Linked DNA regions of Homo sapiens: region 2 is linked to region 1. Evidence: chromatin contacts called from ENCODE Hi-C or POLR2A ChIA-PET data. All regions are on one chromosome and are shown on one strand. The core of a region is the stretch at or near the end of the contact, and the rest is flanking DNA. Distances in the headings are between cores, read along the strand shown. Region 1 holds the start of HSD52 (a long non-coding RNA gene). Region 2 has its middle 31 kb from the start of HSD52.

Region 1 (6,533 bases), core at 2,805-5,304:
AAGGACTTTGTTGGAGCCTTGGAGGCAGGGACGGACTTCATAGGTCAGGCGAGAGGACAGGTCCCCGCGAGGGCGGACTAGCACTGGGTTGGTTCCCTGCATCCAAGGCCGCGCAGGGTGGTCCCAGCCCCAGTCTGACCTGGGAAGTTGGAAAGGCCAGGGCTCCTACGTGCTCACACCTCCACCCCAGGAAAGTCCCGGCGGCGAGGCCGTGACCCTCCGCCGGAACGCCCGCCTCCCTGCAGCCTCAGCCCCGCCCGGGAAAAACCGCTGCGACCCGGGGCAGGTCCGTTCCCGCTGCTCGCAGCCGGCGGTCCCTGGCCCGGCGGTCCCTGGCCTAGCGCCCCCGCGCCGCGCTGGTGGGGAGCGCGGCCCCTCCGCCCCGTGGCAAGTTCCCTTCTCAACTGCCCTGCGCCTCCGCTGGCCCGCGTGAAACCCTCTCTGCTGCCTCGACTGACTGTCGTTTCCGTGTCTTGATTGTGGCCTCTGCCTCTCCCCCTTCCGATTTCGTTCGACTTCTTTCTACAGTTACTAAGCGCCCACTGTGTGCCCTGGAAGGGACTAGACTCAGCAGGTAACGGGAAACGAAGGCACCTGCCGCTCTGAAGTTTCTCCGCATCTCCCTCCATCCTCTGTTCCATCCCCATTCTCAGCATTTGTCCCCTCCCTCCTCTTCTTTTTTTTTTTTTTTTTAATTTAATCTAAAGGAACCTTGCTTCTGGAAGACCTCACAGTAGAATTAAAAAGCCTACTTTTATCTGACTTCTAGAGAGTTGCAATTAAAATGTACATCTTACCTTGACTCATGCCAACAAGTTAAGCTGTTATCAGCTATTAACACCTCAACCAGAATTAGTTTATTAACCTAAAGCAGACAGCTTTATCCTATGGAGGTCGCCTACTTGAGATAAACTATTATTCACATACTTTCACTTTTGTGCCACTCACTCATTCAAAGAAAAATATTCAGTCGTTCAACTATTTATTGAGCACCTAGTATGTGCCAGCATTGTTCATGACTAGCACTGGTCGATGGCAATAATATTAACTACATACGACATTTTAAATTTTCTAGCAGCCACATTAAAGAAAGTGAAAAGACATAGGTAAAAGTAATTTTAATAATTTAACCCAATATGCCCTAAATATTATTTCAATATGTGATCAATATAAAAATTATCAATAAAATATTTTACATTTACTTTTTTTTTAATGCTGTGTCTTTGAAACTTTGTGTGTATGTTACACTTCCAGCACATCTCAGTTCCTGCTAGGAACATTTCAAATGCTTAATAGCCACATTGGCTAGTGGCCACTGTGCTAATCACTGCAATTCTAGACACTTGGAGAACAGCTATGGAAAGACAAAGGTAGAAAGTCAGTAAACTCATGAACAAATAAAATAATCATAAGTAGTGTTCAATGCTAGGAAGAAATTAAAACAAAGTAATGACATAGAATGATGGACATTACCTCATTTAACCTTTTCAATTCCCCCCTCAAGTTGAATAATAGTATATAACAATGTTATAGGCCGGGTGTGGTGGCTCACGCCTGTAATCTCAGCACTTTGGGAGGCCGAGATGGGCGGATCACGAGGTCAGGAGATCAAGACCATCCTGGCTAACACGGTGAAACTCCGTCTCTACTAAAAATACAAAAAATTAGCCAGGCGTGGTGGCGGGCACCTGTAGTCCCAGCTACTCAGGAGGCTGAGGCAGGAGAATGGCGTGAACCCAGGAGGTGGAGCTTGCAGTGAGCCGAGATCCCGCCACTGCACTCCAGCCTGGGCGACACAGCGAGACTCCGTCTCAAAAAAAAAAAAAAAAAGAAAAAAAAAAAACAATGTTATATAACAATTTTATAGCTATGAAAACTGAGGCTGAGACACAAAGAGCAACTTGTCCAAGTGCTTACAACTGGTAAATTCTATGTCCAGGATTCAGATCCCAGCTTGACTGTCTTCCATGCTCATTCCCATTACCCTACAAGGCCAGGTCATAAAGAAGACAGAGGGGAGGGAGGAGGAGTTGAATGGCTTTTGGGGTTTAAACTTTTGAGCACTGAACTAGGAATTTGGTGCTGCTGTGTGTTATTGATTAGGTCTCATGACCTCTCTGGGCCTTCCTCGCAGGTAACATGGAAAGCTTGGCCTTTTTCACTGGACCATTCACAAAGGGAATAAAGAGTTTTGAATAAAATAGTTAAACTTTTTATCCTCAAATGTACCTGCTTTTACACAAGTTTTGTGAAAAGCTCAAAGTATTTTTTTCCTTAGTTCGGGTGGACTAGACTAAAGACAATGGAGACAACATTGCATAGTGCTAGAAGCAGGGGGCTTTGAGTGGTGGTTGGCTGGTCATCCTAGCTATGGGAACTTAACTGTTTTGAGTTTCAATTTTCTTTATTTTAAAGCAGGTATCTACCTCATGGCATATTTGTAGAAGGGAAATGAAATGTTGCATGTAAGCATTTAACATAGCAACTAGCACATAGTAATCACACAATAAATATTGGCCATTATATTAACAGCCCCCATGGGTATTATACATTTGGCATTAGAAAGACTTGAATTTGAGTCTTAAATCTATCACCTACAGGCTGTGTGACTTAAACAAATCAATTAGTATATCTAGTTCATCTGAAAAATGGGAACAAGAACATTATTTGTACAATCTGCCACAGTGTCTCCATAAATGTCAACTAAGATTCTGTATGTAAATGTGCTTTGCAAGCTGTGAAGTGCTGCACTCATGTTGATTAATCTTGGTGGTTACTTTTCTGTCAAGGCTTCATATCCAGTCCTTTGCAGATCTGAGCTGCCTCATCATTGCCTTTGTAGCAGAAAACTGAGAACTCAATCTTATTTTTCTTTGTACTAGCAGCACTCATCAAAATGTTTTGTGTGCCAGTGTGTCCAGATTATTAAAGTTAGGAGTCAGAGGATCTAGTTTGGCCTCTGCTACACACTGGAGGTGTAATCTTAGACCAGTCATTTAACTTCTCCAAGCTGTTTTCTTAGTCCCAAAATAGGAATAGTCTTAATATTTGACTTTCCTACTTGTTGGGGTTATTCAGGATGATAAAAGAGATAAAAAGCCTGTTGAACACCATATATTTCTATAAAGGCTGAGGGGAACATTCCTAAGCATTATTCCCAGTAGGCAGCATGTCTTTCCTCCTGGCAGCTCTTAGCCTTGCAAAACAGCCTGATAGAACTACTAATGGTTTCCTGCCTAGGTCCCTGCTGTTTCATGCCTCGGTGCTTGTGCACTTTGCACAGGCTGGTTGCTCTGCTTGGAATGCCCTTCTCCTCATTTCCTCATCTTTAAACCTCACTCCTTATTTACGGGATGCCTAAGAAACTCATTTTCCAAAATCCAGCTTCAAAGAGTCTTCTCCCTAAAACCCATTTAGACCCATTCAACCAAAGTCAATTACCACCTCCGCTCTGTGTCCCACAGTAACCAGTAAAGACTGCCATCATATCTCTCATCACCCTGCAGTACAACTATTGTTTAATTATTCATTTAACGGCAGCAGAATAGCACAGCAAAGAAGCACATAGGCCCTAGAAACTGGGTTCAAATCCTGGCTCTGATACTTAACTAGTTGTGTTGGGGAAGTGACTTACTATCTCTGTGCCTCAGTGTCCTTAACTGTTAAGCAATGATGATAATGATACCTCCTTCATACAATTGTTGCTTGGAAGAGACACATTAAACCCTTAGAATAGTGTCTGATGCATAGCGGATGCTCCGTAAATCTCAACTTTTATTAATGTTTCTGTCTTTCTTATTTGACACCAAGGACTTATCCTCGGTGCCTAAAACAACCCCTGACACACAGGAAGAACTCAACAAATGATCGTTGAACTTATGACTCAGAGAATCCCACATGCCATGAATTCCTGTGTCTCTATTCAGTCCTCTCCCTTACCCCCTGGATCCTGTCCACTCTCCACTTTTCCTTAGAAACAGGTCTTGCAGCTTCTGCTTTCCATTCAGCATCAGCACTGCTTTCTTGGCTAGGAGTTCCCCTATCTCCTGCCCTGTTTCCTATTTGGCTTTCTGACTCAGATTCTTCCTGTTCCACCCAGCTAAGAGCCCTGCTTCAGACCCAACCTGCTAAGACATTGTTTTCTCCACTCATTCTCTGCTTTGAACCCTCCAGATCCCATACTTTCTACTGATTATATCAGACGTCTTCTGCCAGGAGTGTTAAGATCCCCCGTGACCACTAATTTATCTTCTCACTGCTTGCCTGGGCCTTTCTCTGAGCTTGGCAACCCCTTCACCATCTTATCCACCTACGTTATCCATCCACCCATCCATTCCGCCACCCAAATTACCCACCTATCTACTACCATCCCTTCAACTACCTACTCACCCATCCACCTCCCCACCCACCTTTCCATTCATCCATCCATTTGTCCACCCAGGCATTAAATTAACATTCACCGTGTATTTATCACCCTCCAGTCACCATATAGAACACAGACTTGGACAAGAAGAAAAGCTGGTCTCCAACTCCTTGTAATTTTTAATCTACAAACGGAAATCAGATAACTGAAGAACTGTACTTTGTGGCAGAAGATATTTTGTGTCATATGGGTGCTATCACAGGCTTCTAAATTAAGCTTCAGGGAATCTGAACTTCTTAAAATCATAAGCAAAATTGTGTGGGTGAGAGGGTGTGTGTGGTGCCTCTTTATATATATATGGGCGTTTCTCAAAGGAGAGGCTCCACGGCTCTGTGATATTGTCAAAGGGGTTTTCCAGGAAATACCAGGGGCCGGGTAAGGAAAAACCCAGGGAAGAAATAGCTTTAGTTTAGGGCTTTAAAGGGAGGAAAATGGAAACTAACATTTATTTCAGACCCACTATGTGCCAGGTAAAACTTCTAGTGTGGCAACCCTAGATATGTCCTTGTTTGGAATATGGGAATGGGTGGGAAACAAGTTGGAGGAAGCTAGCCTTTATTGAGTACTGGGCCAGGCAGCATCATTTTATTTAATGCTTACAGTAACGTTTCAAAATAGGTACAGTCATGTGCCACATACTGTTTTGGTTAGTGGCTGACTGCATATATGATGGTGGCCCCACATGATTATAATACCATATTTTTATGATTATAAGATTATAATACGTTTTCTATTAATTTATAGATGCATGAATATTATTGTATTATAATTCCCTATAATATTCAGCAACGTAACATGCTGTATAGATTTGTAGCCTAGGTGTGTAGTAGGCTACACCATCTAGGTTTGTGTAAGTACACACGATGATGCTTCCACAACGACAAAGTCACCTTAAGGACACATTTCTCAGAATGAATCCTCGTTGTTAACTGTCACATGGCTGTATATTATATGTATCTTACGGAGGAAGACACTCAAAGAGGTAAAGCAAGGCCCACACCCCACAGCCTCGAGGCGTAGAATAAAAAAGATTTGAACTGAAGTCACTTGGGCTCTAGGGCCCATGATCTCTGCATCCCTCCCAGGGCTTCCTGTGGATCAAGCATGTCACTGTGTAAGTGCTTTACACTGTAAAACACCACTCAGTGTAAGAGAAGATGCTGTTGTCTGTGCTTTGAGAACATTAAAAGGGTTTTACAAGCCTAAGGAATTGCTGTCATTAAATTTTCAACAACCTCCAAAAAGAATGACCTTTTCCTGGAGATTCAGCCTATGTAAAAGGTCAGCGAATCTTGGTTCTCACCCAGAGAGTGTTATCACAGCAGTTTCCAGGAACAAGGCTGGGTACAGGGCAGTCACTCAGCAAGCACTTGTGGCTGGGTCTGTTGGCAGAAAGGAGCCCTCAGCCTCATGCCAGCCTCTGTGCCCCCCGACCCCTGCTGGGGTTTCTGCCTGGGGAGGGCAGGAGAGTGCTTCATCATAGCCAGCAGAGGAAGTGTCACCTCAAAACCACCCCTTTGCCTGGAGCCATGGGCCTGGCCAGCAGAATACACACTTCTATGTCCGGAAATTTCTGGAACTTTGAGAAAGCTTGTGTCCCATTCAGCTGCCCACCCAGAGTATTCCCCCTGCTGCCTAATATTCACCCACTCCTTGTGTGCATGAAGGAATTCAAAATCCCTGGACTTCTTGCAAGGGGAAAATTGAACTAAGTGACCTCTAAGTGTCCTTCTAGTCACAGAAAACTGGGATGAATTAAGAGAGAAAAGATTTTTTTCAACTAAAATTTTTTTCTCCTTCAAAGCAAGGACCATATAATTTGTTGATTTGGCCTCATCACACCCTTTACCCTCATGCTCCTGTCCATCTCCACAGCCGCCACCCTCCTCCAGAACACCACTATTATTGCCCCAAATCACTGCTTCAGCCTCCTAACAGCTCTCCCTGCATGTATCTTGTTATGTCCCAGCTGTTCTCAGAAGCCAGATTGGTATTTCTAAATGGATCTCCTATCTCGGGCCTGCTTATAATTCTTCCATTGCCGTCCTTGATGGATTTCAAGACCTGAAGATTTTTCCGACTGTTTGGCTCTCCTTTCACCTCTTCACAC
Region 2 (6,533 bases), core at 1,580-4,079, 35 kb before region 1:
AGTACAATGGCATTCAGGCAATGGCGTAAGTTCTGTTGCTTGGGGAGGTAAGAGGGAGCTTCATGAGATGGTAGCATTTTAGCTGAGTCTTAGTAGATGAGTAGGAGATGATGGAGAAAGGCCATGTGTCAGGAGTAAAGTGTATCAAAAACAAAAGCATAAAGGGAGAAATGGATAATTTTAAATAAAATTTATAGGAGGCCATTGATTTGGACTGAGCTCCTGTACCAGGTCCAAAAGACCAAACCAAAATGGAATCATTCATGTTAAATTTCCACATCACCAAGCTGAGACAAAATTGTTTATCTGACTTTCTGATAAATCAACAGAGAGAGAAATAATAGCCAAAACCTCAAACAAGCTAGTTTTAGCTGGCCTTTATAAGGCCAGCTTTGACCTTTATAAGGAAAGTAACTTTGAAACAACCAATCTGCTTTTTATTTTCTGTTTCTGCTTTCCTTGGCCCCTTTCTGTTTATAAAACCATCTTCTGCTCGGCTTATGGGAACACTGAAACTACTTTGTAGAATGAGGTGTTGCCCAATTCTGGAAACAAACGAAAGTCAATTAGGATCTCTAAATTTGTTGTAATTTTGTCTTTTGACAATATTAATATGCACAGAGAAACACACATAGATATATACAATGTGCCTGTAATGAAACATGCATAAAGAAAAGAAGTGGCTCATATGGGTGAATAAAATGGGTTCAGGCCACACAAATACTGGACAGATGCCAGACGTAGTAGTTCTTTAAAACAGCAGAGAGTCAGAGAAGGCTAGATCATTATTTTTACAACCATGAACTCCCTTTCGTCTGTTTGGATAACATCTTCTTCAAGGTTTTTCAAAATTAAATTATGAGTGCACCTCTGCATACACACAGCAAAAATCGTAAATTGACAAACTGTGTGAGATTGTCCACATTACTGAATACAAAATGAGAAATACCATTGATCAATGACAATGCCAACAAGTGTACTTTTATTAACTAAGTTGTGAAATCTTGGGCAATGAGAACCCCAGAGCGAGGAGGCCAAGAAAGGGGTAGGATATAAGTTTTAGACATAAAACAGATTAGCAAAAGAAAGAGCAAGGTATTCTAGTGGTCAGGTTGCTGCTAGTTAGAGATGAGAGAACTCCTAGAAAAGACAGCATGCCTTGGGACACTGATTTCCAGAAAAATGCAAGGATCTCAGATCTAAGAAAGGCTCAAGGAATTATTTACTCTACCTTTGTGATTTAAATATGAGAAAACTGAGGCAAAGAAATAGGAGTCACTTGTCCTTTTAGAGCAGAGCTCCTTCTAAGATACCCCAGCCTCATGAGAATAGGATGTAATCCTTAACCTCAAGAAGGCTGTGAGAGTGGACAGCTCTTTGAAAATTGCCAGGTGTAAATCATGACTGTTATGAGTAGGTGTGTGTCCTGTCCAAATTTAGAATTTGAAGACCTAACCTCCAGTACCTTACAATGTAACTTTATTTGGAAATAGGGTCAGTGCAGATGTAATGAGTTAAGATGAGGTCATAATGGAATAGGGTTGGCCCTGATCCAATATGACTGTTGTCGTTATTAAAAGAGAAAATTTAGACATGCACACAGGGAGAATGCCACATGAACATGAAGGAAGGCAGAGATTGGAAAGATGCATCAATAAGCCAAGGAATGCCAAAGGTTGCCAGCAAACCACCAGAAGCTAGGAGGCAGGCCTGGAACAGATGCTCCCTCATAACCCTCAGAAGGAATCAGCCCCATGGACACCTTGACCTTGGACTTCTCATCTCCAGGACTATAGACAATACATGCCTGTTCTTTAAGCCAATCTTCTTTGTGGTACTTTGTCATGGCATCTCTAGGAAACTAATACAATAGCTGTAAGAAAGAAAGATTACATAGGAGCCACAGGAAGTTGGCAGTGTGAAGGAAGGAACACTACATTAATAAAATGTTAAGCCATGCATTAATTCATTCAAACACTGGGTGTGTACAAGGCACCTAGCTTGGTCCTAAAGCACATACATGTAGAATTAGAATCAGACCCTTCCTGCCTTTGAGAAGCCCAAAGTGAGGCCCAGTGAGGCACATAACACAAGTAAATGTTATGGGGTCCTAAAGGCATGAGATGGAAAAGGTTTGAATGTAGAAGATGACATCTGAGCCAGGCTTTGAAGAATGAGTGTGTTTGCTTGCTGGTTGCTTAATAGAGCTGATTGTTTCTGCCACCAGAAAGGGCCTCCTAAAATCTCCTGTCTGGTCCACATAGATTTTGCCATCTAAAGGGCAAAATCACAGACATGCTAAGTTTGTTCAATCCAGCAGGTCAAACAAACAACTCCAACAACCCAGGCCAATTGCCTTGCTCCCCTGCCCTAGTTGGACTGCCATTTATAGGAAAAATGGAAACAGAGATGCTGACCTCTGGCTGCTCGGGCCTGAGTCCCCCTGGAGCTTCAGGCTCGTGCAAGAACTGGCTTCAGAAATTCACCCCTGTGGGGGGTCTTCCTATTCTGGCTGCTCAGACCTCTCTGCTGTGCTAAAAAGTCAGATTGTGTTATTTATGTATTAAAAACAACAACAAAAATAACCTTTTCTTTCCAAATGTCCCATGTATGGAAAGCCAAGCCTTCAGCAGCTCATTAATATGTTGATGTTTTAAAGGACTAAGCTTCCAGGCCCTGAAACAGGAGCCAGGCCTGCTGGCCTTGGCCTTGAGATCTCTTGGCTCTCCCTATTAAGGCCCCCCAGGCTCCTCAACTTTAGCTCCTGGCGGTCACTGCTCTGAGCAATGCTGCTAGGGAACACAGTGAAGAGCAGAGCCAATTGCAACTGGAGCCACGTCTGCCTCTGTGATGATGTCAAATGTGCTGAGGAGAGGGAGGCCTCTCTTGACTCAAATTACCTCTCCAGTGGTCTGACATATTCCTTGAAATTCCATTAAGATGATGGAACCTATCCTCTATGTTCTTCTTTTTCTTTTTTCTTTTTTTTTTTCCTTTTTTTTTTGTTGTTGTTGAGACAGAGTTTTGCTCTTGTTGCCCAGGCTGGAGTGCAATGGCACCATCTCAGCTTACCGCAACCTCCGCCTCCTGGGTTCAAGTGATTCTCCTGCCTCAGCCTCCCAAGTAGCTGGGATTACAGGCATGCGCCACCACTATGCCTGGCTAATTTTGTATTTTTTAGTAGAGACAGGGTTTCTCCATGTTGGTCAGGCTGGTCTTGAACTCCCAACCTCAGGTAATCCACCCGCCTTGGCCTCTCAAAGTGCTGGGATTACAGACATGAGCCACCGCACTGGCCTCCCTCTATGTTCTTAAGGGAGAACAATGGAACGGGATGGGGGCAGGACAGAAACCAGCAGTCTGCTTTGCTTGGCTGATTACATTGGTTAGGGCCTGCAAACTCATTTGCCCCAGGTCCTAAGCTCCCTTGGGGTATTGCATCAGCCACCATCCACTATGGTTGTTGCCTGTCTGGCCCCTCCAGGCATTTGTTTTTGTATCTCTTGCTCAACCCATCCCTACACATGGTTTTGACCACTACCTGGGTGGAAATATTTCAAAAATTTCCATCCCTGGCCCATGCCTTTTTCTTCAAGCTCATGACTCTTCTAATTGCTTGTCCCCAAGTGCTTCATCCTTAATTAACTCATCATCATTCCTCATAAAACAACCCCTCTCTAGTTTCCCAAGTCAGAAACCTGGAAAGCATCCTTGAACCTTACCTTCTAGCATATCCAATTAGTCACTACATTCTACTAACATTACTTCCTAAAAGTTTCTCATAACTATTTCCTCCTCTCCATTTCTTTCTAATACTACTCTAATTGGTAACTACATCATCTTTTGCTTAAACTATTACAACAGCTTCTAAAAGGTCTCTCAACTATCAGCTCATCTCCACCCAGTCCATTCTCTACTTGACAGCCAAAGTATTTTTGTAAATGTAAATCACACTATAAAACTGGAATAGAAAAAAATACCTCAACGTAATTAAGGCCATACATGAAAAACCCACACCTAACCTCGTACTCAGTGGTGACAAACTGAAAGCTTTTCCTCTGAGATCAGGAATAAGAAAGATGCCTGCTTTTGCTACTTCTGTTTAACATAGTAGTGGAATTCCTGGCTAGAGCAATTAGGCAAAAAAAACAAATAAAAGGTATCCAAATTGGAAAGGATGAAGTAAAATTGTATCTGTTAGTGGATGAGATATGAACTGATTTAGGGAAAACTCTGAATTCCACAGGACACTGCTAGAACTAATAAATCAGAAAAGTTGCCAGATACAAAACTGATGCACAAAAATCAATTGCATTTCTATAAACTCAACATAAGTAATCTGAAAAAGAAATTAAGAAACAATTCTATTTGTAGTAACATCACAAAAATAATAAAATAGAAATGAACTTGACCAAGGAAACAAACAACTTACACACTGAAAACTATAAAACATTGCTGAAAGAAATTGAAGAGGACACAAATAAATGGAGAGATAGCCTGTGTTTATGGATTGGAAGACTTACTATTATTAAGACGTTGACACTACCCAAAGCAATCTATGGATTAAATGCAATTTATATCAAAATCTCAATGACATTTTTTGCAGAAATTTTTTGGATGTTTTTCCTAAAAATCTGTTCTAAAATGTGTCTGATATCTTGAGGAACCCAGCTAGTCAAAATAATCTTGAAAAAGAAGAACAAAGTTGGAGGTCTCAACTTCCTGATTTCAAAACTTATGGTAAACTATAGTAAAACAGTGAGTGCAGGGGTGGTGGCTCATGCCTGTAGTCCCATCAATGAGGGGGGCTGAGTCAAGAGGATCCCCCAGGAGTTCAAGGCAGCAGTGAGCTATGCTCATGCCACTGCACTCTAGCCTGGGCAACAGAGCGAGACCTCGTCTCTTAAAAAAATGAACAAACAAAAAGCACATACAAAAAACAGTGATGTACTGGTATAAAAGTATAAAGATAGACATAGACAAATGGAATAGAATAGAGAGCCCAGAAGTACACCCTTGCATATATGGTCCAGTGATTTTCAACAAGGGTGTCATGACCAGTCAATGGGGGAAAAGACAATCTGTTCAACAAATAGTATTGGGAAAACTGATTGTCCACATTCAAAAAAATGAAGCTGGATCCTTACCTTACACCATATTCAAACTTAAAATTGATCAAAGACCTAAACAAAAGAGTTAAAAATATAAAAGTTTTAGAAGAAAACATATGAGAAAATGTTCATGACATTGGATTTGGCATTGATTTTTTGGATATGACCTCAAAAGCACAACAAAAGAAAAAATAGATGTTAGACTTCATCAAAATTTAAAAACTTTTGTGTGTGAAAGGCCAGTATTAACAGAGTAAAAAGGCAACATATAAGATGGGAAAAAATACTTACAAATCCTATATCATATAAAGAACCAATGTCCAGAATATATAAGGAACTCCTACAACTCAGCAACAAAACAACAATCCAATTTAAAACTAGGCACAGAACTTGAATAAATATTTCTCCAGAGAAGATATTCAAAAAATGAATAAGCACTTAAAAAGATGCTCAATATCACTAGATGTTAGGGAAAGGCAAATAAAAGCCACAATGAGATATCACTTCACACGCATTAGGATGGCTAGTATATGAAACCCAACCAACCAACCAACCAAACAAACAACCAAACCAACAAAATCAAAAAAATTCAGAACATAGGGCCAGGTGGGGTGGCTCATGCCTGTAATTCCAGCACTTTGCGAGGCCGAGGTGGGCAGATCATGAGGTCAGGAGATCAAGACAATCCTGACCAACATGGTAAAACCCCGTCTCTACTAAAAATACAAAAAAATTAGCTGGGCATGGTGGTGCATGCCTGTAATCCCAGCTACTTGGGAGGCTGAGGCAGGAGAATTGCTTGAACCAGGGAGTCGGAGGTTGCAGTAAGCCGAGATTGTGCCATTGCGCTCCAGAAAAAAAAAAGAAAAAAAGAAAAAATCCAGAACATAACAAGTTTGGCGGGAATGCGGAGAAATTAGAATGTGCACTGCTGGTGGGAAAGTAGATTGTGCAGCCATTGCGGAAAGCAGTATGGTGATTCCTCAAAAAATTAAACATAGAATTATCATGTGATTTAGAGATTTCACTTCTGGATGTATACCCAAAAGAATTGAAAGCAGCACTCAAACACATATTTGTACACCCATGTTCACAGCAGGATTATTCACAATAACCAAAAGGTGGAAGCAACTCAAGTATTTACAGACGGATGAATGGATAAACAAAATGTGGTATACACACAATTACAGAATACATGGAAAATGTGGTATATGTATAATGGAATATTATTCAGCCTTAAACAGGAAGGAAATTCTGACACATGGCTACAACATGGTTGAATCTTGAGGACATTATGCTCAGTGAAATAAGCCAGTCACAAAGAAAGAAACAATGTTGATTCCATTTACATGAGGTACCTATAGTAGTCAAATTCATGAAGACAGAATGTAGAATTGTGGTTTCCAGGGGCTGGGAGGAGGG

What was found. A loop is a pair of places that touch in the nucleus more often than their neighbours do. ChIA-PET counts read pairs that join two places held with the same protein, here RNA polymerase II (POLR2A). Pooled maps may share reads with other maps.
Region 2: a map of DLD1 shows a loop between it and region 1 (4-fold over the local background). The contact joins two enhancer-like sites. A Hi-C loop is called at or near these places in 3 of 168 maps with a recorded cell type or tissue (Calu3, DLD1 and ascending aorta) and 2 of 50 pooled maps. POLR2A ChIA-PET finds 5 or more read pairs at or near these places in 2 of 52 experiments (A673 and T-cell).

What each region holds. Positions count from the first base shown.
Region 1 is chr1:59,140,717-59,147,249 of GRCh38, reverse strand. It overlaps HSD52 (a long non-coding RNA gene), which reads left to right and starts at 443. Exons shown (of 3, transcript NR_027120.1): 1 at 443-574. RefSeq lists a silencer at 285-434 and an enhancer at 555-614. Within about 2 kb of position 4,054, at least 7 of the 41 ENCODE cell types and tissues checked have a DNase peak (open chromatin) inside an H3K27ac peak, as active enhancers do.
Region 2 is chr1:59,174,872-59,181,404 of GRCh38, reverse strand. No RefSeq gene overlaps it. Among named protein-coding and RNA genes, the nearest start is that of HSD52, 31 kb to the right of the region's middle. Within about 2 kb of position 2,829, at least 9 of the 41 ENCODE cell types and tissues checked have a DNase peak (open chromatin) inside an H3K27ac peak, as active enhancers do.